Linked DNA regions of Mus musculus: region 1 is linked to region 2. A link is a loop called in an ENCODE intact Hi-C map of the cell type or tissue named here. Cell type or tissue: heart. All regions are shown on one strand. Each heading gives the region's core, and the rest is flanking DNA. Links, peaks and the distances in the headings are about the cores only. Region 1 holds the start of Tbrg4 (transforming growth factor beta regulated gene 4). Region 2 holds the start of Ccm2 (cerebral cavernous malformation 2).

What was found. A loop is a pair of places that touch in the nucleus more often than their neighbours do. Peaks named below come from ENCODE experiments on the same cell type or tissue, not always from the same donor. Only the 100,000 strongest peaks of a DNase experiment are listed, where the experiment ranks them.
Region 1: a loop joins it to region 2, with 6 times the contacts of the local background. A loop is called at or near these places in 9 of 42 quality-filtered maps.

The regions. Positions count from the first base shown.
Region 1 is chr11:6,621,095-6,631,396 of GRCm38, reverse strand. It overlaps Tbrg4 (transforming growth factor beta regulated gene 4), which reads left to right and starts at 5,330. Exons shown (of 12, transcript NM_134011.3): 1 at 5,330-5,432; 2 at 6,184-6,248; 3 at 7,114-7,581. The coding sequence starts at 7,177. In heart, for the core only: CTCF peaks have their summits at 1,505 (motif pointing right) and 2,668 (motif pointing left); DNase peaks (open chromatin) are centred at 2,656, 3,496, 5,306 and 7,396; H3K4me3 peaks cover 3,519 bases; H3K27ac peaks cover 2,109 bases.
Region 2 is chr11:6,541,619-6,551,920 of GRCm38, reverse strand. It overlaps Ccm2 (cerebral cavernous malformation 2), which reads right to left and starts at 5,034. Exons shown (of 10, transcript NM_146014.3): 1 at 4,892-5,034. The coding sequence starts at 4,921. It also overlaps the pseudogene Gm24000. In heart, for the core only: CTCF peaks have their summits at 2,955 (motif pointing left) and 4,659; DNase peaks (open chromatin) are centred at 4,720, 5,140 and 5,450; H3K4me3 peaks cover 2,900 bases; H3K27ac peaks cover 2,767 bases.

The DNA of each region.
Region 1 (10,302 bases), core at 918-8,917, 80 kb before region 2:
TCATCAAGCTGGACTTTGGCAGTCTCTTACTGTGATCCATCATTGGTTCCCTATCTGGGCTGAGTAGATATTTGTTCATGTCTCTCCTTTCTTGCCTCCTACCAGTCATAATAAAGGGAAGGTCACATGGCTTTGCCATCTTAAGGGCCAAATACTGGGAAGATTAATTTTAATTGTTAATTTGACTGAATTTAGAATCAGCATGGAGGAGCTGGAGAGATGGCTCAGTGGTTAAGAGCACTGGTTGTTCTTCCAGGAGTCTGAGTTCAATTCCCAGCAACCACATGGTGGCTCACAACCATCTATAATGGAATCTGATGCCCTCTTCTGATGTGTCTGAAGACCGTGACAGTATACTCACATATATAAAATAAATAAATCATTAGAAAAAAAAAGATACCAGGCAGTGGTGGCCTTTAATCCCAGCACTTGGGAGGCAAAGGTGTGCTGATTAAGATGTTTCTAGACTGCTTGCTGACAGGAGCGTGATAGAGCTGTCTCATGAGAGGCTCTGCCAGTGCCTGACAAATACACAAGTGGATGCTCACAGCCTTCCATTGGACTGAGCACAGGGTCCCCAATGAAGGAGCTAGAGAAAGGATCCAAGGAGCTGAAGGGGTTTGCAGCCCCATAGGAGGAACAATATGAACCAACCAGTACCCCCAGAGCTCCCTGGGACTAAACCACCAACCAAAGAGTACACATGGTGGGACTCATGGCTCCAGCTGCATATGTGTCAGAGGATGGCCTAGTCAGTCATCAATGGGAGGAGAGGCCCTTAGTCCTGTGAGGACTCTATGCCCCAGTATAGGGAAATGCCAGGGCCAGGAAGTGGGTATGGGTAGGTTTGTGAGCAGGGGGAAGGGGAATGGGATAGGGGGTTTGGGGAGGGAAAATCAGGAAAGGGGATATTAACATTTGAAATGTAAATAAAGGAAACATCCAATAAAAAATAATTGTTCTGGGCTGGTGAGATGGCTCAGCAGTTAAGAGAACTGACTGCTCTTCCAGAGGTCCTGAGTTCAATTCCCAGCAACCACATGGTGGCTTACAACCATCTGTAATGAGATCTGATGCCCTCTTCTGTTTGAAGACAGCTACAGTGTACTCACATACATAAAATAAGTAAATAATTTTTAAAAGGAAGGAAGGAAAGAAAGAAGGAAGAGAAATAATTTCACTTCCATTTGGGACTCAGAAAAAGTATAGATATCTGTCAAATAGAAAAACACAAATTTGGTAAAAGAACAAAAAAAAAATTGTTCTTCTCATACACTGAAAAAAAAAAAGATGTTTCTAGATGACTTTAACAAGGAGAAAAGACCCATGTGAATGGGAGGGAAGGGGTGGAGAACACCATTCTGGGGACTGGAATACCAAAATAAATAAAGAGAAGAAAGTCAAAGCCAGGCATGGTGGCACACATATTATTATTATTATTATTATTATTATTAATTTAAAGTATGACTGCTCTGATGCATATACACCCTCAGGCCAGAAGAGGGCACCAGTTCCCTTATAGATGGTTGTGAGCCACCATGTAGTTGCAGGAATTGAACTTAGGACCTGTGGAAGAGCAGCCAGTTCTCTTAACCTCTGAGCCATCTCACACACATCTTTAATTACATCATGCAAAAGGCAGAGGCAGGAGGATCTCTGAGTCTGAGGCCAGCCAGTGAGCTCCAGGGCAGCCAGGACTGCTCTAAAGACTGTCTCTAACCCTCTCCCCCCACCCTGCAAAAAAAAAATAAAAAATATAGCTGACCATCAACATTCATTTCTCTCTGCTTCCTGACTATGCCTTTTGGGTCTGAGGTGAGGAGGTGCAGTAGCTCTGCTGGCTACTGTGTGCTCAGGTGGCTCAGCAGGTCACCTGTGCATGGAGCTCAAGGCCAGTTCAGTTTCAGCATCCACACCATTCACGTTAGGACCAGTGGTCCTTCTTCCATTCCCTCAAGTCACTGCAGGACTAGGCACCTCCTCCCCACTGAGGCCAGATGAGGCAACCCAGTTAGGGGAACAATATCCACAGGCAGGCAACAGAGTCAGGGTAAGCCTTAAGAAGCATTCTTGGGGCTGGGGAGATGGCTCAGTGGTTAAGAGCACCGACTGCTCTTCCAGAGGTCCTGAGTTCAATTCCCAGCAACCACATGGTGGCTCTCAACCATCTGTAATGGAGTTTGATGCCCTCTTCTGGTGTGTCTGAAGACAACTACAGTGTACTCATATACATTAAATAAATAAATCTTAAAAAAAAAAAGCATTCTTTACAGCACGTTGGTCAATACAATGCCCATGTCCAGATTACAACCTGATCCTGGTCACAGAACTCAGCAGCATCTAAGCATATCTTGCACAAGACCAACCCTAGCAATGGCCTCTGCTCCAGTTTCTGCCTTGAGCTCCTGTCCTTTCTTTGATGATGATGTGTGATGTGAGTCAAGTAAACCACAAGTTGCTTTGGCTATGGTTTTTATCACAGTGATAGCAACCTAACAAAGACATTGGCCAAAGTCCATCTTAAATCCCCTAACACTTTGGGGTTCCTTGCTCCTTTCCTAAAGCTCTACTCCCCAGCACAAGGTTGCCTGACAAACATGGTGGCTGACCCTATCTGAGCTGCATGGCTCTAGCTCCCGGCCACATGGATGCCTGCCACCCGGTGGCTAACCTGTGAACTGCCCAGCTCAAGCTGCAGGGCTATTCTCCAGTCCCCAGGCAGCTTTGAGGTTTATGGCTGACCGGCCCCGGGGTTTTCTTTTTGAACTCTAACTGTCCTAGGCTTCCATTTGTGTGTATGTCCTAAATTATTTTATTAATAACCCTAAGGAAGAACCCTGATTCCCTAGGCGCCATAGAATGGCTCTCCTGGGGTTCCCCAAGATCCCCAATAACACATCTTTCCTACTTAATTATTTAATTGGCAGAGAAAATGAACCCATTCCCATACTTCTAGCTGCCATAGTCCTGGGGCTACAAGGCCTCTGGCACCTGGTCTAGCCTGGGGTTGGTTCCAGGAACTGTGGCGAGGTATAGGCATGAGATGAGGGTGGCTCACAGCTTTAAGGAGCCTTGAGTGGAGGTGCTGTCTTCAGAGGCTCCAGCCTTTCACTGTTACAGAATATCTGATCACACTGTGAACCCTAAGACTGTGTTACTTACTGGAAAACCTGTTTGTAGTTGTGGCAGCTCTTAGCACACAGCTCTAATCCCAAACAATGACAGTAAAGTAAGTTTGTAGAAGGAAGCACCCATGTTTGAAAGTGATGTCTACCTAATTGAGTGGCAGGTGAAGTGAAGAATCAGAGAAGGATCTGACAGAATATGATCTGCCCAACTCTCACAAGAGGAAAGGGAAGCTACTTGAGGGGCAGCGCAGAGAAAAGGAAGGAAGCGGTTTTACTGCGACAGTTGTACAGAGGCAGATTGCCGAGTGAATAAATTAGACACAAGTGAAGACAGGAGCCAGAGAATGAGGACCCAGAAGATTACAACAGATTGCCAAAGTTAGTAGGAGTTCAAGCAAAACAGTCAAGAGGCCAAGAAAGAAGCCAGCTTGAATCAGTCAGTGTGGAGAGTGTGGAGAGTGTGGAGAGGAGTTTTGAGCCAGAACAGCTGAGTTGACCAGCTCAAAAGAAGCTAGAAAGGGTGAGCTTATTCAGCAACAAGTCTCAGAGGCTGAAAACATTCTAGGCCTAGATAAGATTCTACAGAGGCTAGAAGCTTCCAGGACTAGGCCTATTTAGCAAACAGAGGCAGTAGGCCTCCAAGACAACAGTCCCAGCACTAAGAATTTTATACATTCTCAGCTGGCTGTGGTGGTATGTCCACCACTGCAACCCTTCATTTCCTTTCTGGTCCATTTTATCTTTGTTTTGTTTGTTTGTTTTTCCTTTTTGTCATTTTTGCTTTTGGTTTCCTACTAAGAAACTACTGTTTAATCCAAGATAGTAAAAATGTGTTTCCCCTTAGGAGTTTTATATCTATATTATCTCTGACCTTTTTGAGCTAAATTTTGAATTCAGCATGAGACTCTTAAACAAGAACCACCAAGGTAAAGCTAGTGTGGCAATATAATGCTAGCTACTGTAAGGCTAAAGCAAGAGAAGCTTCCCTGGATAATTCAGCAATCTTTTATTAACAAGAACCAGCGTTTACGCTTGATTTTAGCCACAAAGGAGAGAAGTAATACACTCTTACAAACATAAAGATTTTTCAAGGAAAATTTTAAGTTAAATTTTCCTTTCTACAAAATTAGGGCCAGCAGGATAACTTAGTGGGGACCTGGGGGTGGGGGTGGGGCATGTCTTTTGTCCTGCACTCCAGAGGCAGAAGGAGGGGGATCTCTGTGAGTTCAAGACCAGCCTGGTCTACACAGCGAGTTCCAAAACAGCCAAGGCTACAAGGAGAAACGCTGTCTAGGAAAACAGACAGTTAGTTTAGGGGCCACTTGACTGTGAGTTCAATTCCCAGATCCCACATGATTGGAAGAAACAAATTTCCCCAAGTTTTCCTGTGATCTCTTCATGCACACATACACCTTTGTCCCAGAGATGCCGTCTGTGGTTTCCTAGCACTGGGATTACTGGGAAAACTCACCTCCCAACCATCCTACCCAGCATTTTGTACTATCTCCTCAGTCCTGCCGTGCGCTAAGGCAGGGCCTTCTCCAGGTCGTCCCGGCTGTCCTAAACTTGGTATGTAGACCAAGCTAGCCACGACCTCAAAGATCCTTTTTCCTGTCTCCTGGCTGGGGTTTTAAGGTGTGTGCCACCACGCCCGGCTATTCTGCTTCTTGATGCAGGGCCTCCACAGTAGTACAGGCTAGCCCTCGGCCTCCTGCCTCCATTACTGAGATTACAGCAATTTATCGGTGTGCCGTTGTATACGGTATGTCCTTTACTTGTTTAATCTAGACAAACTGCTTGCATTTCCGAAAAGACCTTCAGCTGGAGCTACAACTCGCTTCTCTGTAATTACCCGACACCTGGCAATGCCTTCCCGCCCCGAACCCCAAAGTCAACACGGCGGTCCCAACTCACGCCTCTCCTACAGGACCTGTGAAAGGCCCAAGGGAGTGGGGCAGAACGGGCTGACATCAGAGTCGCTACCCAAACTCCGCACAAGTAGGAGACTCTGGCCCGACGTGCCCTGCCGTGTAGAATTCACCCTCTCCTTCCCGTCTACGTTTCCCACGACCAGGATCTCACTACACTTCCCAGTACCGGAAGCCTGAGCGCAACAAAGATGGCGACTGCGGAAGGGGCGGAGGGCGTGGCCTCCGTCCGGGAGCACTGGGCCACCTAGCTTCCGGCGGCGCGCCAGTGACGTCAGTGAGCGCGCCAGGCCGCGTGGAGGCCGTAGGCTGATGGAGGTCAGTGAGGGTGATCGCCGCCGCAGTCTGGCGTCCTGGAGAGACCGGGTTTCTGAACGTGGGTATCCGAGACGGGAAGCGTGGCTGGGAAGGGCAGCAGTTAGTAAGGACCGGCGGGGCTGTTGTGGGGGGAGCCAGGAAAGGGACTCTCGACACCGTGCCCCAAGGGCGCTGTTCGGTTGCAAATTCGGTTCCGGGCTGCGATTGCGCACGCGCTCCTCGGCCCGCGGTAGACACGAGGCCTATCCCGGGAAGCTCCGCTGCCCGCAGTGACCCTTGGCGTCCCCTGCCAGTCACTTTTCGTGTTTCTGCATTTTAGGTTTCAGGGTCGATATTTACTTAGTCGCAGGTCTTGAAAATCGGTAGTTTGCCAGTGCTTTTTTTTTTTTTTTTTTTTTTTTTTTTTGGTTTTTTGAGACAGGGTTTCTCTGTGTAGCCCTGGCTGTCCTGGAACTCACTCTGTAGACCAGGCTGGCCTCGAACTCAGAAATCCACCTGCCTCTGCCTCCAAAGTGCTGGGATTAAAGGCGTGCACCACCACGCCCGGCTCTCCAGCGCTTCTTTACTGTCTGGGTTCAGTAAGTGATGGATATTGGGTTTGGGCAGATGTCCCCCTTCTGAACCATATTTTATTTCCGTGTAAGTATAATTAAGCTAATCTTTTTACAGCTGCAGTAATGTGTTCACATAACAGTAAAATTAAGCTAGCTATATACCCGAATCCCGGAAGCAGAAAAAATTGAGGTGTTTTCTCCTTTAGTTGAAGCAAAGTCCAGTAACTTGTCTCATTTGGTTCTATCTCACCTTAGGGAACAAGACTGGCAGACTTGCCGAAAGAAACGTCATGTGGTTATGTAGCGTGTTCTCGAAAAAGGTAACATTTTGCAGGACTTAGAAAAAGGCAATGCCGTGCCCTGTGATTGGCAGAGAACGCAGTAGCCAGTTTTGCATTGTGAGATAAAAGTGTGAAGTGTAGTTGGAACAGAGCCTGTATTGTAGGGGTTGGATTAAGATTGGCAAGGTGGTGACTCTGGGTGGTGTTAGGGCTTGTTTGCGGTGATCGATTCAATTTGTGAGTTTTGCTTTAAGGGTTCTGGGGTGTGACTCAGTTGGAACTGCTTGTCTAGCTCACATAAAGGCCTAGATTTGATCTTCGGCACTGAATAAACCAGGAGTGATTGGCTATCTTTAATGTTAGCACTTGGGAGGTGGCCGCAAGAGGAATAGAGAAGTTCAAGGTCATCCTTAGCTATGTAAAGTAATTGTAGTCTTGTTTCTTTCTATGTATATAAGTGAACACGGGGACACATGCAGGCACACAGCCCGGGAGAGAGTCAGGTCCCTGGAGCTGGAGTTACAGGCAGTTGTGAGTCCCTCAATGAGGATGCTAGGGACTGAATTTTGGTTATCTGGAAGAATCGTTCGACTTAGAATATTTAAGCCAATAATTTTTTGATCCTGGATTCCTTTAAAATTAGAAACGTGCCCAGATTTGCATGAAGGAAGCATTGAGGAGGACCTGGAGAGTTTGAAAGTACAACCAGGCCTGGTGCGTCCGGGGCTGAATGCCGAGCTGTGCTATCTGACCACTCTCTCCTGAAGCAGAAGCTCCCGAGACTTATGCTTCAGAAAGTGCTGTCTCATATGTAATGGCTGTAATGATTGAGGGCAGTTGTTTAGAATCGCTGGGTCTTCCTGCCGTTGTCATGGTGTCCTGTAATACTCCGTTTTCTTTTCAGGACTTCGGAGTCACCTACTAGGAGTCTTCCCTCCCTCCCTCCCTCTTCCCTGCGCCCAGCATCATGGCCGTTCGCCTGATGAAGCGGTGTACCTGCCTGCTTCGAGAGGCTACCCGCCTAGTTCCTACTGTTGCCCCAGTTGGCCGACTGAGACTTGCTGGAGTGTCCTGCAAGACTTTGACGTCCTCTGTCAGTTCCCCCTCCTCGGGCTCCTTGGCGGAGCTGTTGGGGAAAGAGCAGGTGTTTACTCCGTACCCAGAGCACCAAGAGCTGGACTTCCTCATTGAGAAAGCCTCCAGACCAGAGCAGCTGCTGGAGCTGCTGGGTTCTGACCATAGCCTGCACCACAATCACGCGGCCCTCATCCTCATCCGCCTGTCCTACCTGCTGTCTGAGAAGCCAAAGGAAAAGGCCTTGCTTGCAGAGGATGCTCGCTTTCAGCGACTTGTCAAGCTAGTTGATAGTCAGGTGAGCAGTTACTGTGTGCATGGGGGATGGGCAGGGCGGGGTAGCCACTGGTAATGACTGTAGACAGGGCTTTGGGCATTTGGGTTGGGGCTAGGGGGTTAGTTTTTCAAGATAGGGTTTCTCTGTGAAACCCTGGCTGTCCTCCATAGATATCTATCTCCCACCACCCGCCTGCCTCCCACGTGTGTGTGTGTGTGTGTGTGTGTGTGTGTGTGTGTGTGATCCACCTGCCTCTGCCTCCTGCATGTTGAGATTATAAGTATGTATGTACCCCCCCCCCCCCAAGGCATTCCCTTGGCATTTCTTACTCTAGTTTTCAAAGAACCCTGCTGTGCTTTCTGTTTATCCTCTCAGGAGCCTGTTAGGTACTTCAGAGACAAGCAGCCCAACACTGGCCTGCTATCAGGAGTAGAGGAGATGAGCCTGCTTCTTCCCAGTTCCCTTGGTACTTCCTGCTCAACAGCAGAGCCTTGACTTAGATCCCTACCAATCTCTCAATATCTGGTTGCCCATTGTACTTCCTTGAAGTCAGAAGAGATGCAGTATGGTTAATGGAGGGTCCCTAGACCTAGGACTACATTCTTGCCACATTCAGACCTTCAAAGAATAAAAGTGAGGATGAGATAAGGCCTATTTGTGTGATTCTGCAGCCCTACTCAACCACAGCCACTTTGTGTCCAGTGTGAGGAAAGACTCCTTCACACAGCTCTTCCCTGGGTTCCATCAGCTAAGTGGGGTACAAACCTGCACTGGCCAGACTGACCCTCACTTCCTAGTCCATGTGATAAAGGTTGGGCTAAATGTTGTAGGTTTTAAATCACTGTAAGATGTGGCTATTTTTAACAGGATAGATAGTATAGAAAGAACTCTTTCTTGTTAAGCATGTTACATAGATTATACAGCATTAGGTCAGACTCACTTGTCTCTTCTGAGTAGATAGCTCATAAAATAAAGTTTTGTTTTGTTTTGTGTTTTTCCGAGACAGGGTTTCTCTGTATAGCCCTGGCTGTCCTGGAACTCACTTTGTAGACCAGGCTGGCCTCAAACTCAGAAATCTGCCTGCCTCTGCCTCCCAAGTGCTAGGATTAAAGGCATGCACCACCACTGACCAGCCCATAAAATAAACTTAATAAACTCCTAGTCTATGAGGTTTGAGTTCTGAGTTGTTGGTTTTTAATAATTATTTATGTATGTAAGTATACTGTAGCTGTACAGATAATTGTGAGCCATCATATGGTTGCTGGGATTTGAACTCAGGACCTCTGCTTGCTCCAGCCCCACTCACTCTGACCCAAAGATTGATTTATTGTATGAGTACACTGTAGCTGTCTTCAGACACACCAGAAGAGGGCATCAGATCTCATTACAGATGGTTGTGAGCGGCCATGTGGTTGCTGGGATTTGAACTCAGGACCTTCAGAGCAGTCAGTGCTCTTAACTGCTGAGCCATCTCACTAGCCCAAAAGTCTTAAAATAGAAGACTGAACATTGTTTTACAGAGTTAGTTATAAGACAATCCCAGTAGAGACGGAGTGTTTGTGGTTTTAAATAGTTAACTTGTTTTGCCTGTGTTCGTATAGAATGCATGCAGAAGTTGGAGTACACCTTACAGAAGTCATTTTTCTCCATTCACCGGGCTTAGCAAGCACGGTTGCCTTCTAAATTATCTCTGAGGTCTGGAACCAGGTCTTTATGGTGTAAAATGATGGTGGGGTTTGCTGCTGTCCAGGTTTGAAAACTGCAGCTCTAAAGCCTCTGTGCCTAGATATGCAGAGTCGGAGAGGCCCCATGCCCGCAGCTTCCAAGCAGGCTCCCTCAGTGCAGAGCTCCACTTCTTCCTGTGTGAGGCACCAGCGTTCTTTGAGACTCTACGCTAATCCCACTGTGTGTGCAAACATAAGGTCTAAGGACGTGAAGCTGCAGCCACCCAGTCCTGCCAGGGACTGGGATTACTGCAGTGCTTGCCCTGTCTCCTCAGCCCTTTAGACAGCCGCTTCTCCAGGCCCAGCTCACCTCCTTCCACTGGGTTTTCCATTTCCCTATCAGAGGCTATGAGAGGTGGAGAGACTTTGCACAAGTAATGACAGTCACTCTCATCACACCATTTGCCCTTCGTGATGCTGGGCTCTCAGTCAAAGTGCCCTTTCCCCATAGCTCCTCAGACCTGAGTCACTACATGCACAGAAGAATCAGTGTCTTCAGAAGAGAGTCAGTGGCATTAGAACAGGATCTGGACTCAGGACTGTTCTGAGACTTAGGGACAACGCCACATCACCAGAAACTTGTTGAAGAATGGTAGAAGGGTTGGAGCCTTACTGGCTAGAAATAATTTTTCTGAAGAAAAACTGTAGGTTTATTTGTCATTGTTTTCTTTCTTTTCTCCAATACCTAAAAATGTGTCATTGTAAGCAAAAGAAGTAAGTCTATCACAGAACTGGCCAGAAAGCTGGTGCTGTTGGAGGCGAGGCTCACATTCTCTGACCTGTGTTTTTATCTGTTGAGCTTGCAGCTCATGAATGTACCATATGGCTTTGCGGCCACATCAGATTGAATCTACATTAAGGACTCTCTTAACACTTGCAACTCTTTCTTGCAATGGCAGACTACCCCGGCCACCTGTGGTGTAGCACTAAATCCTTTGGAGCTGCAGGAGCATGCTCAGTAAACAGATCCTGTGAGGCTAGGGTGGGAGCAGTTGTGCTAACCACATTTGGAACTGGC
Region 2 (10,302 bases), core at 1,321-9,320:
CTGGGGTCATTCCAACAATCCTTAAATCCAGACAAGAAGGTACATGCCTGCAATCCCAGTTCTCCGAAGGCAGAGGCAGGAGGGTCAGAAGTTGAATAATTCAGTCATTCTTAGCTTCAAAATGAGTTCTAGACCAGCCTGGTCTGTTAAGTGCCTGTCCTTAAAAATGGGTAAGAAAGGGTCTGGTGAGATGGCTCAGCAGTTGAGAGCGCCCACTGCTCTTCCAAAGGTCCTGAGTTCAAATCCTAGAAACCACATGGTGGCTCACAACCATCCGTAACGAAATCTGATGCTCTCTTCTAGAGTGTCTGAAGACAGCCTACAGTGTGCTTACATATAATAAATAAATATTTTTTTAAAAAATGGGTAAGAAACAGGTGTGGTGGTGCACACCTTTAATCCCAGCACTCAGGAGGCAGAGACAGGAGGATTTCTGAGTTCGAGGTCAGCCTGGTCTACAAAGTGAGTTCCAGGACAGCCAGGGCTGCACAGAGAAACCCTGTCTCGAGAAAAAAAAAAAAAGGGTAAGAAAACAGAATGTAGCTTAAATTGATAGAATGCCTGAATGCCTATCACACACAAAGCCCTGGATTTAGTCCCCATGTGCATACCTATGATCTCAGCCCTCAGAGGAAGGCAAAAGATCAGAGTTAAAGGTCATCCATACTTGACTACATAGTAGGTTTCACACTAGTCTGGGCTTTGTGAGACCCTGTCTTGGCAAAGGAGGGCAGAGAAGGTTACATTGCATCATATACAGTATAGCATAATACTACAATATACAAGATCTGAGACTATTTAATACATAGGAGGCTTATTCAGGTATGGAGAGATGGCTCAGGAGTTAAAACCACTTACTGTTTGTTCTTGAAGAGGATTCTAGTTTAATTCCCAACATCTTATCTTGTGGCTTATAACTACTTCTAAGACCACCTCCAGGGAGATTCATTACCTCTGGCCTTCGCAGGTAGCCACACGTACCTGAGCAGACCCAGACATGCACATATACGAAATTAAAAGGGGCTGGACCAATGGCTCAGCAATTAAGAACACTGGCTGCTGGCACAGACTTGATGCACCAGAGAGAGGGGATACGCAGGGGTAACCCCACACTCTCAGAAGAGAAGGGGAGAGGGATGGAAGGAGACTCTGTGAGGGAAGACCAGAAAGGGGGAGGGGCAGCGTTTGGGATATAAATAAAATAAATTAGTTAATTAAAAACAAAAAGATCACTGGCCGTTCTTCCAGAGGACTAGGGTTCAGTTCCCAGCACTTACAGGGCAGCTCACAACTGCCTGTAGCTCCAGTTCCAGGGGATCTGACACTCTCACACAGGTGTACACACAGGCAAAGCACCAATGTACATAAAATAAAAATAAATCATTAAAAATTTCAATTAAAAGTAAACTTTTAATATAAAAACAAGAGCCTCATTCACCAAACACAGGTCTTTCAGTCTGAGAGGTACCAGCCACTCTACAAACATCAAGTGGTCACTCTACAGCCCTTCACAAGGCCCACAACGTCAGCCAGTTTTTCTGATGCACTCATTCCTCTGGCTTGGCCTGGGATTGATCCAGCTCTACAACAGCTAGCTCTGCAAGCTCTCTAGCTTTTCTTGCATCTCCATGACTGCGGGTTCATGAACATAACTGGTTCAACAGACTGTTTGATAGAGATATACAGTCACCATACTTTTGTTGCTATAGTCGCTTGAATATGGCAGGACAACACCTGGGGCCACTTCCAGAAAATCTACTTGGTCCTTGGTATCACCAGCAGTACACTGATCTCTCTGTCTGAATTAAAGGCCAGAGTAAAACTATTGCTTGATAAGACAGCAAGTATCAGAGACCTGGAAAGGGCCTGCCAATCCAGTTTTGAGACAGGTTCTTTTATATTCCAGGTTGGCCATGGTCCATAGTAAGCTGCCAAGGATGACCTTGAACTTGTGAGCCTCTGACCTCCCCCTCCCAAGTGCCAGGGTTACAATATACCATCATGCCTCTGGAGCATCCTAAGCACCGGAGATCCAAACCAGGGCTTCATACCTAGCAGGCAAGCACTACACCAAACAAACTACATCTTCAGCACCCATTCATACTTTCATAGGCTCGTCTGCACTTTTTTGAAAGAGCTGGGTGCATTTAAACGTCCAAACGTAAAATGTATTAAAAGTTTGAATTTGTAGCCAGGCTGTTGTGGTGCACACCATTAGTCCCATCAGAGACAGGACAATCTCTTAGGTTTAAGAGCAGCCTGACCAACAGAGCCAGTTCCTGGACACCCAGATCTACACAGGGAATCTGTCTTGGTAGGAAATGGGATGAATTCATTAAATGTTTAAAACAAGTACCTCTTGTTAACTGACCATTATGAAAACCACTTAAGAGGCTAGCGAGATGGCTCAGTGGGTAAGGGTACTGACTGCTCTTCTAAAGGTCCTGAATTCAAATCCCAGCAACCACATGGTGGCTTACAACCACCCACAATGAGATTTGACGCCCTCTTCTGGTGTATCTTAAGTTAGCTACAGTGAACTTATGTATAATAAATAAATCTTTAAAAAAAAAAAAGGGGGGGGGAGAAAAACACTTAAACTCCTAAGTTGGAGGAGATACTTCATATTAAACAGCACCTTAAGAAGTCAGGTATAGGGCTGGAAAGAGGGCTCAGCAGTTAAGAGTACTGATTGCTCTTCCTGAGTTCAATTCCCAGAAACCACACGGTGGCTCACAACCATGTGTAATGAAATCCGATGCCCTCTTCTAGTGTGTCTGAAGAGAGCAATGGTGTACTCATATACATAAAATAATAAATCTTTAAAAAGGGGGAGGGGGGCTGGCGAGATGGCTCTACTGGTAAGAGCACTGACTGTTCTTCTGAAGGTCCTGAGTTCAAATCCCAGAAACCACCCGTAATGAGATCTGGTGCCCTCTTCTGGTGGCGTCTGAAGACAGCTACAGTGTACTTATGTATTATAAATAAATTTTAATAAAATAAAAATAAAAAAGTCAGGTGTTGTAGCCCAGCGTTTAACCCAGTACTGAAAGGCAGGACCTCAGTGATTTCAAGGCCAGCCTGATCTAGACATCTGAGTTTCAGGACAGCCAGGGCTACATAACAGAGAAAGTGTATCTCAAAGACAAACATATTAGGAAGGTTCTGCAAGCTCCTTATAGGAAGATACCTGGTAAACTGTGTTCAGTCATGGCCTACATAGAAACTCAGGTCCCAAAGGTTGTCTCACTTGTTTACAGGGAACAAACTAAAGCAGGTGACAGAATGCCTACAACTGCTAGCATAGATCCCTACACACGCATTATCTCCTTTAACTGAGACACTGAAATTAACCACTGCCTTTTTCTGTACTTATTTTTTTTTCACTGCATATAACTGTAAGATTGTCTTGCTACAAGAGCTGGGCATGGTGGTGCACGCCTTTAATCCCAGCACTTGGGAGGCAGAGGCAAGTGGCTTTCTGAGTTCGAGGCCAGCCTGGTCTACAGAGTGAGTTCCAGGACAGCCAGGGATACACAGAGAAACCCTGTCTTGAAAAACAAAACAAAAAGAGATTGTCTTGCTACTGATCCAAAAGCTCAGGGGGAAGTCTTAATGCCTCTCTCTGCTCCTCAGCCTTCTACCCAAACTGGTATGATATACAAGACAACATAAACCGCCAGGCAATTTGTCCCAAACAAGAACGTGGGCCAGGTGTCTTACAGGGCACTTAGAGTGTGAGACAAATACAATGTCTCCAGGGATGTAGGCTACTGGCATTGCAAAGACCAGCTGGCACGGTTCAGCATCAGCCACACTTGGGCCAAGTCCTTCCTCAACAGCACCCTCTTTTCTAGCTAAGTCCTTTTACAATGCTCAAACCCCTTCTATACTTGTAGGCTGAATTGCTTTGTTGGGCCCATTTCCCAGCTTTAAACCATCTTTGGAGGTAACAAGTTGACAGGACATCTAAATAACAAGTGCAACTTTCTGTCTTCAAACAAAAGAAAGTGGGGGCAGCGCTGCTGGCCTGGATTCCCTGAAGGCCACCTGGCCACTCTATTTCAAGTAAGACTTTCTGAAAAATGGGACACCTCCTAAAACAAGGTGGTGAGTGGTGTGGCCAATTAAAGGCTACAAGGAGGCCGGGTGGTGCTGAGCTAGGACATCAAAGTCTGTTTTAAACTTGTCCACAACGTGCACACATTTATCAAATGAAAATGACAGGCAAACATGAAGATTGCAAAGCATTTATTTGAAAGGGATACATTTTATCAAAGCCCACTTTTCGCTTTAAAGGCAGTTTAAGCGGTTCATTCCCACATGGTCTTCCCAGGCTTCTTAAAATGTTCTTTATCAACTACTCAAGCCTGTAATTAAAGCCACATTTTTAAACTACAGAAACGAAGGAGCCTCTTGAACCATGTCCTAAATCTTACTGCCAAACATAACGTCACTAAAATCACTCAGTGGTATTAAATAGGAGCGACAGTCGACGAGAGAACCCGCCGAAAAGCTAAGTCCATCTTTGCTTTTACTGGACATCCAAAAACAAAGCCAAGTGGGCAGCAAAAGCCTCGCCGGTCACGGCACAGCCCAGTGGCCCAAGTTCCAGCCCAGGCCACCTTCTGGCCCCTCACTGGGCCCACTTCCTTTGTGGCCCCAGGCCGGCGCGCGGGGAAGGCGGGCCCCCTGACAGGCCGTCTGGAGCAGGCCGGGGGCGAGCGGCAAAGGGGACGCCCCCACCGGAAAGGCGCGGCACTTCCTCCGGGAGCCGCAGGCCCACCTGACCGCTGTCCCTGCCCGCTCAGCCGCCCGCCCGCCCGCCCACCCCGAGGGACCCCCACCCCACGCCCCGGCCCGGCGGCAGGACGCGCCGGTGAGCGCTCACCTTCTTGCCCTTCTTGCCCTCCTCCTCCATGTCGCCGCGTGCGGCCCCCGCGGCCCGCCCCGGGAGCCCCACTGCCAGCGGCCGCTACATGCTCGCTCTGGGCCCGCCACCCCCGCGCTCACCGCGCCGCCGGCCCGCCCGCAGTCTCCGCCCCGGCCGCGCCCCACCCGCACTTCCGGACCTAGGGAGCCCGCCCACTCCGGAGACCCCGCCCCCTCACGCCCCGCCCACTGCCTCGGCGCTCCCGCACTTCCGCCTAGAGGCACTCGCTGGGCCCAAGGAGGGCGATACCAAGAAGGGCGATTCCCTGTTTTTCCCAAAGCCCCTGAAGAGACCCAGGGTCACCCCGGGCCCCTCCATGCCTCCTCAGGGCGGGAGGAGCACACCTGCCTACCCCAGTCCTTCCCATCCCCTCTGGAAAGGCGCCCCAGTACCCCCCCCCCCATCCCTAGCTCTCCCGAACCCTTCAGGGCCGCGCGGGAGTGGCTCCAACTTTTCAATTCTGCCGCCATCTTTAGGGTGGCCGACTTCCCAGCCTGCCTCGCGATTAGGGAGGCGGGCCACATGCCCCTGGGAAGGGACAGAGTCAGTCTCCAATCCGGGTTCTGGGCGCGCTGCCACTTGGCATCCCTCTCTTTTTACTCTGAGCCACAAGGAAACCCTTTTCTAGTAACTTTCTATTCTGGCTGGGCGTGGCGGCGCACTCCTGTGTAATCATAGCACCTGGCTGCTAGAGACAGGAAAATGAGTTCAGGATCAACCGTTGGACCAGAGTCTCATAAAAGAATCCAAAAATGTACAATAGCTGCCAACAGCAACCTTCTAGGTAGTGTATGCAACCTGTTGTCTGTATGGGTTGTCCTAAAACATCTTGAAGATAGTATTCTGGCTGGGCAGTGGTGGCGCATGCCTTTAATCCCAGCATTTGGCAGGCGGATTTCTGAGTTTGAGGCCAGCCTGGTCTACAGAGTGAGTTCCAGGACTATACAAAGAAAACCTGTCTCGAAAAAAAAAAAAAAAAAAAAAAAAAAAAAGCATTCTGATGGATATTCACATTCCTGAGTTTATGGTGTTTCTAATCTAGGCTTCAGCCACCCACACACAAATGCAAAGGTGCTTTTGGGAAGCTGGAAGGTATAAGGAAATCAGGGTTCACAATGGCCAGGTCATCATATCCATGCTCTAAGGCTCAAGTTCAACTTCCTTCGCCTCCAGATCTACACCTCTAAGAAGAAATGTTTAATGAAAATAAAATTTAAAACATGATAGCTGAGAGGCAGTTCACAGGGTATGGCTGTGGGTTCCCTGGAAAGTTATGGACCCTATGGTCCACCCAAGCCTCTATGTTCACTAATCTCACACCCAAGCCAAAACTATGTGTAATGTGTGTGTGTAAAATTTTAAAGCTTTATTCTCTCCTACCCTTGGTACATCAGGAAGGTAAAAATTACAAGAGCACGGGCATTCGGGCCCTGCCAGAGTAAAGTTATAGATTTTTTAAAATTATTTTTATTTTATTTTCATTTGTGTTTTGCCTGCATATGCATCTATGTGAAGGTGTCAGAACTCCTGGAGCTGGAGTTACAGATGGTGGTAAGCTGCCATGTGGGTGATGGAAATCGAACCCAGGTCCTTTTGAAGAACAGCCAGCACTCTTAACCACTGAGCCATCTCTCCAGCACCTACATAGTTAACAGACATCATATATAGTTACCACATTCACAGAACAATTTCAGAGGATCAGGTGATTTTTCAAAAGCAAGTTGGCACCCCAACAGGTCTTTGTTTTGCTGTTATGCCAACCCACAGTATGGAATTTACTGATCCTAAACTAATACTAAACTGGGCCATGGTGGTGCATGCATTTAATCCCAGCACTTGGGAGGCAGAAGCAGGCAGATCTCTGAGTTGGAGACCAGCCTGGTCTACAGAGGGAAGTTCCAGAACAGCCAAGGATACACAAAGAAACTGTGTCTCAAAAGAAAAAATATGCTAAATGAAGCCAATACTTATTTTAAAATACTAAGTATCCTGCTAATTGTAGTTCTCTCAGGGCTACATGCAAATCTTTACAATAGGGAGCCATGCCCTCAAAGCAATATGACTCCTCCCTTCCAGTCCACAGTTCTGGGGAAGGCTCATGAATCCCTTCCTAGTCCATGATGGAATGTTGACTGGCTTGATCTTGTTCGGGTCTTTTTTTTTTTCTTTCTTTCTTTTCTTTTTTTTTTTTTTTTCGAGACAGGGTTTCTCTGTATAGCTCTGGCTATCCTGGAACTCACTTTGTAGACCAGGCTGGCCTCGATTGTTCAGGTCTTAAGCAAGCATCCACAAGCACTTTGAGTTCATGAGTGCAGGAGTCCCACCATGTCCAGAAGACACTGTTAACACAGCTCCAGCCCTCCTAGCCTCTAATCCTCGCTGTTTTAGCACTTGCTGTGTAGAATAGGCTAGCCTAGAATTCAGAGCGCTGCTGTCCCTGCCTCCCAAGTGTTGGGAATGAAGGTGTGCACCCCCACCCTGCACCTCTGGCTTTTATAATCTTCTGCTTTCTCTTCCATGATGGCTCCTGAGCTTGGGTGGTGGTGGAGGGTGATATAGATGTCCCATTTGTGGCTGAGCACTCCACAGGTACTTATTCTATGTGGCCTTCACATCTTAACCACTAAGCCATCGCTCTAGCCCCTATGGCCTGGGTTTTATTTCATCTTTTCACAAGTTGTAATTGCTGGGGAGCGGGTGGCTGGATGAAATGGAATCTCTCTCTTCCCAGTTCTGATGGCAGCCATAAACAAAACTGAGGCTAGTTGGCATAGGGAATAGTTTCGTAGCCTAGGACTCGATCTGGTCCTGAATGACCCCTCTTCTCATAATGCAGCCTCAATCCTTTACAGCACACACTATGCACAAACATCCTCTCTCAATAATCCATCTAGCAATCTTGGACCCAAACTTGCATCAGGCACACACGCCTCTCTCTGAAAAATAGTATAAATTTCTCTGCCCCAATACAACCAAATTTAGACAGTTCTATTCAGTTAAGTCTCTGATGCACCCTGGTACAGGATAGGTGCATTACCTAACCTGAGAGCTCTTTTGGGGTGCATGCACAGTACTGCAAATCTGGGCCCCAAACAAACTTTCAGAGAGAATTCCCATTTACTGAGTTACACCAGTACACAATTGGGTGTGCACATGATTAAAATAGGGTACCATAGGAAAGGGTGTGTGCAGTTGAAAGAATTATTATCTGGCCTAACCTATCAGTCAGAATAGAGAACTGGCCATCCCATATCCCTTAGGTGCCTACCTCCCACTCTTGAATCCTAAAAGGAAGCCTAAACTGTTGGGCCTTGAGCCTTGAGTACTCTGACTCACACAGCCCTCTCAGCTAGTGTTCTCTAGCTTTGCTCCCAATATACTTACTTGTTGCAAATCTGCGTGAGCCATTTTGTGCTGGTTAGGGTCTGTCAATGTGACTCAAACTAGAGCCATATGGGAAAAGGGAACCTCAGCTGAGGAATTGCTTCCTTCCATCAGATTGCCCTGGGGCATGTCTGCCAGGTGTTTTCTACTTTTTTTTTTAAAGATTATTTTTATGTGTATGAGTGTTTTGCTTGCATGTATGTAACTGTATGTACCTGTACCAAGTGTGTGTGTGTGTGTGTGTGTGTGTGTGTGTGTGTACTCCTGGTGCCCATAGCAGGCAGAAGAGGACATCAGATTCCCTGGAACTGGAATTATAAACAGTAGTGAGTTACCATGTGCTGGAATTCAACCCGGACTCTCTGAAAGAACATTATTTGCTCTTGAACACCGAGCCATCTTTCCAGCTCCAAACTTTCTAGATTAGTGATGATGTGGGGGAGGGGTGTTTTCCCAGCTCACTGTGGGCGGTGCCGCCTATGAGCAGGTGATGCTGGCTGGTACGAAAAAGCAGGCTAGGAGGGACTGGAGAGATGGTTGAGACCATTGGCAGCTCTTGCAGAGGACTCCAGTTCATTTCTCAGTTTCCATGTGGCAGCTCACAGCTAGCTGTCTGTGACTCCAGTTTCAAGGGATCTGAAACCCTTACATAGACATGCACAAAGGCAAAACACCAATGCACATAAAACAAAAATAAATAAATTATTAAAACAACAACAACAACAACAACAACAGGCTGATAAGCCTGGGGAGCAGTCACTCCACGGCCTCTGCTTCAGTCTCTGCCTTCGCGCTTCTTCCCTGTCTGTAACCTGCAAGCTGAAATAAAACTTTGTCCCACAGTTGTTTGGGGTCAGGATTTTATCATAACAATAGAAAGGCAAATACAACCAGCACAACTTTTTTTGTTTTGTTTTGTTTTGTTTTGTTTTTGTTTTTCGAGACAGGGTTTCCTCTGTGTAGCTCTGGCTGTCCTGGAACTCACTTTGTAGACCAGGCTGGCCTCGAACTCAGAAATCCACCTGCCTCTGCCTCCCAAGTGCTGGGATTAAAGGCATGTGCCACCATGCCCAGCTTCAGCACTACATTTTAAATTATTGGGCAAAATGGCCAAGAACCAGGAAACCCAGGACACTGACTGCTGGTAACAGACTCGTTTCCTTTACAAATTTCTGTCTCTTTTTGGTAATGAGGGCAGTCAGCCTTACATTCTGCCTATCAAGCCACAGAAATCCTCTGGCCTCTAGCACTTCTCAAGTGTGTATATTTCCACCACGTGGCAGATCAAGCTGAGGTGTGGGAAGTGCCCTTTGAGTCTTCCTTCTGCATCAATCCACAGACACAGACAAATGAGTACACTTAGTCTTTAAACACTTAGCATCAGGTGTCTGGCATTTAAGGCATCCCACAATCCGGCATTAATGTACCTTTCCAGATATATCACTTTTGGCTTGGTTTGTTTGAGATATGGTCTCCTATAATCTAATCTGGTCTCTATCCCAAAAGGGCCTTGAAGTTATAATCTTCCTGCCTCTATCTCACGAGTCCTGGGATTACTGGCCTGTGCCACTAACTAGATGCAGGGTTTATTCTGTGCTAGAGAACAACCCAGCGCTTCATGTAAACTTGGCAAGCACCCTACCCAGTGAGCTGCTCTCTTCCTACCCTGGAGCTCCTCACCTCATCCCATACACAGCCCATATTTCAAGTAAAAATCCATCTGCTCTGTATTATAAGATCATATAGTGATAGCTATGTAAATAAATTAAAATGACCGAACCAAACAAGCAAAGGCTTTTCCAGAGACTTGTCTAGAGCTTGCTGTACTAGGGAGTTTGCTACGATCGTCGTGTTTACAGACTCAAAGACACAGAGAGTGGAAAAGCTTTGAAAACATTTTGAGAAGATTCTAATTGCTGGGCATATGGCTCATGACATCCTAGCACTCTGGAGGCTGAAGCAGGGTGATTAGGAGCTCAAGGCCA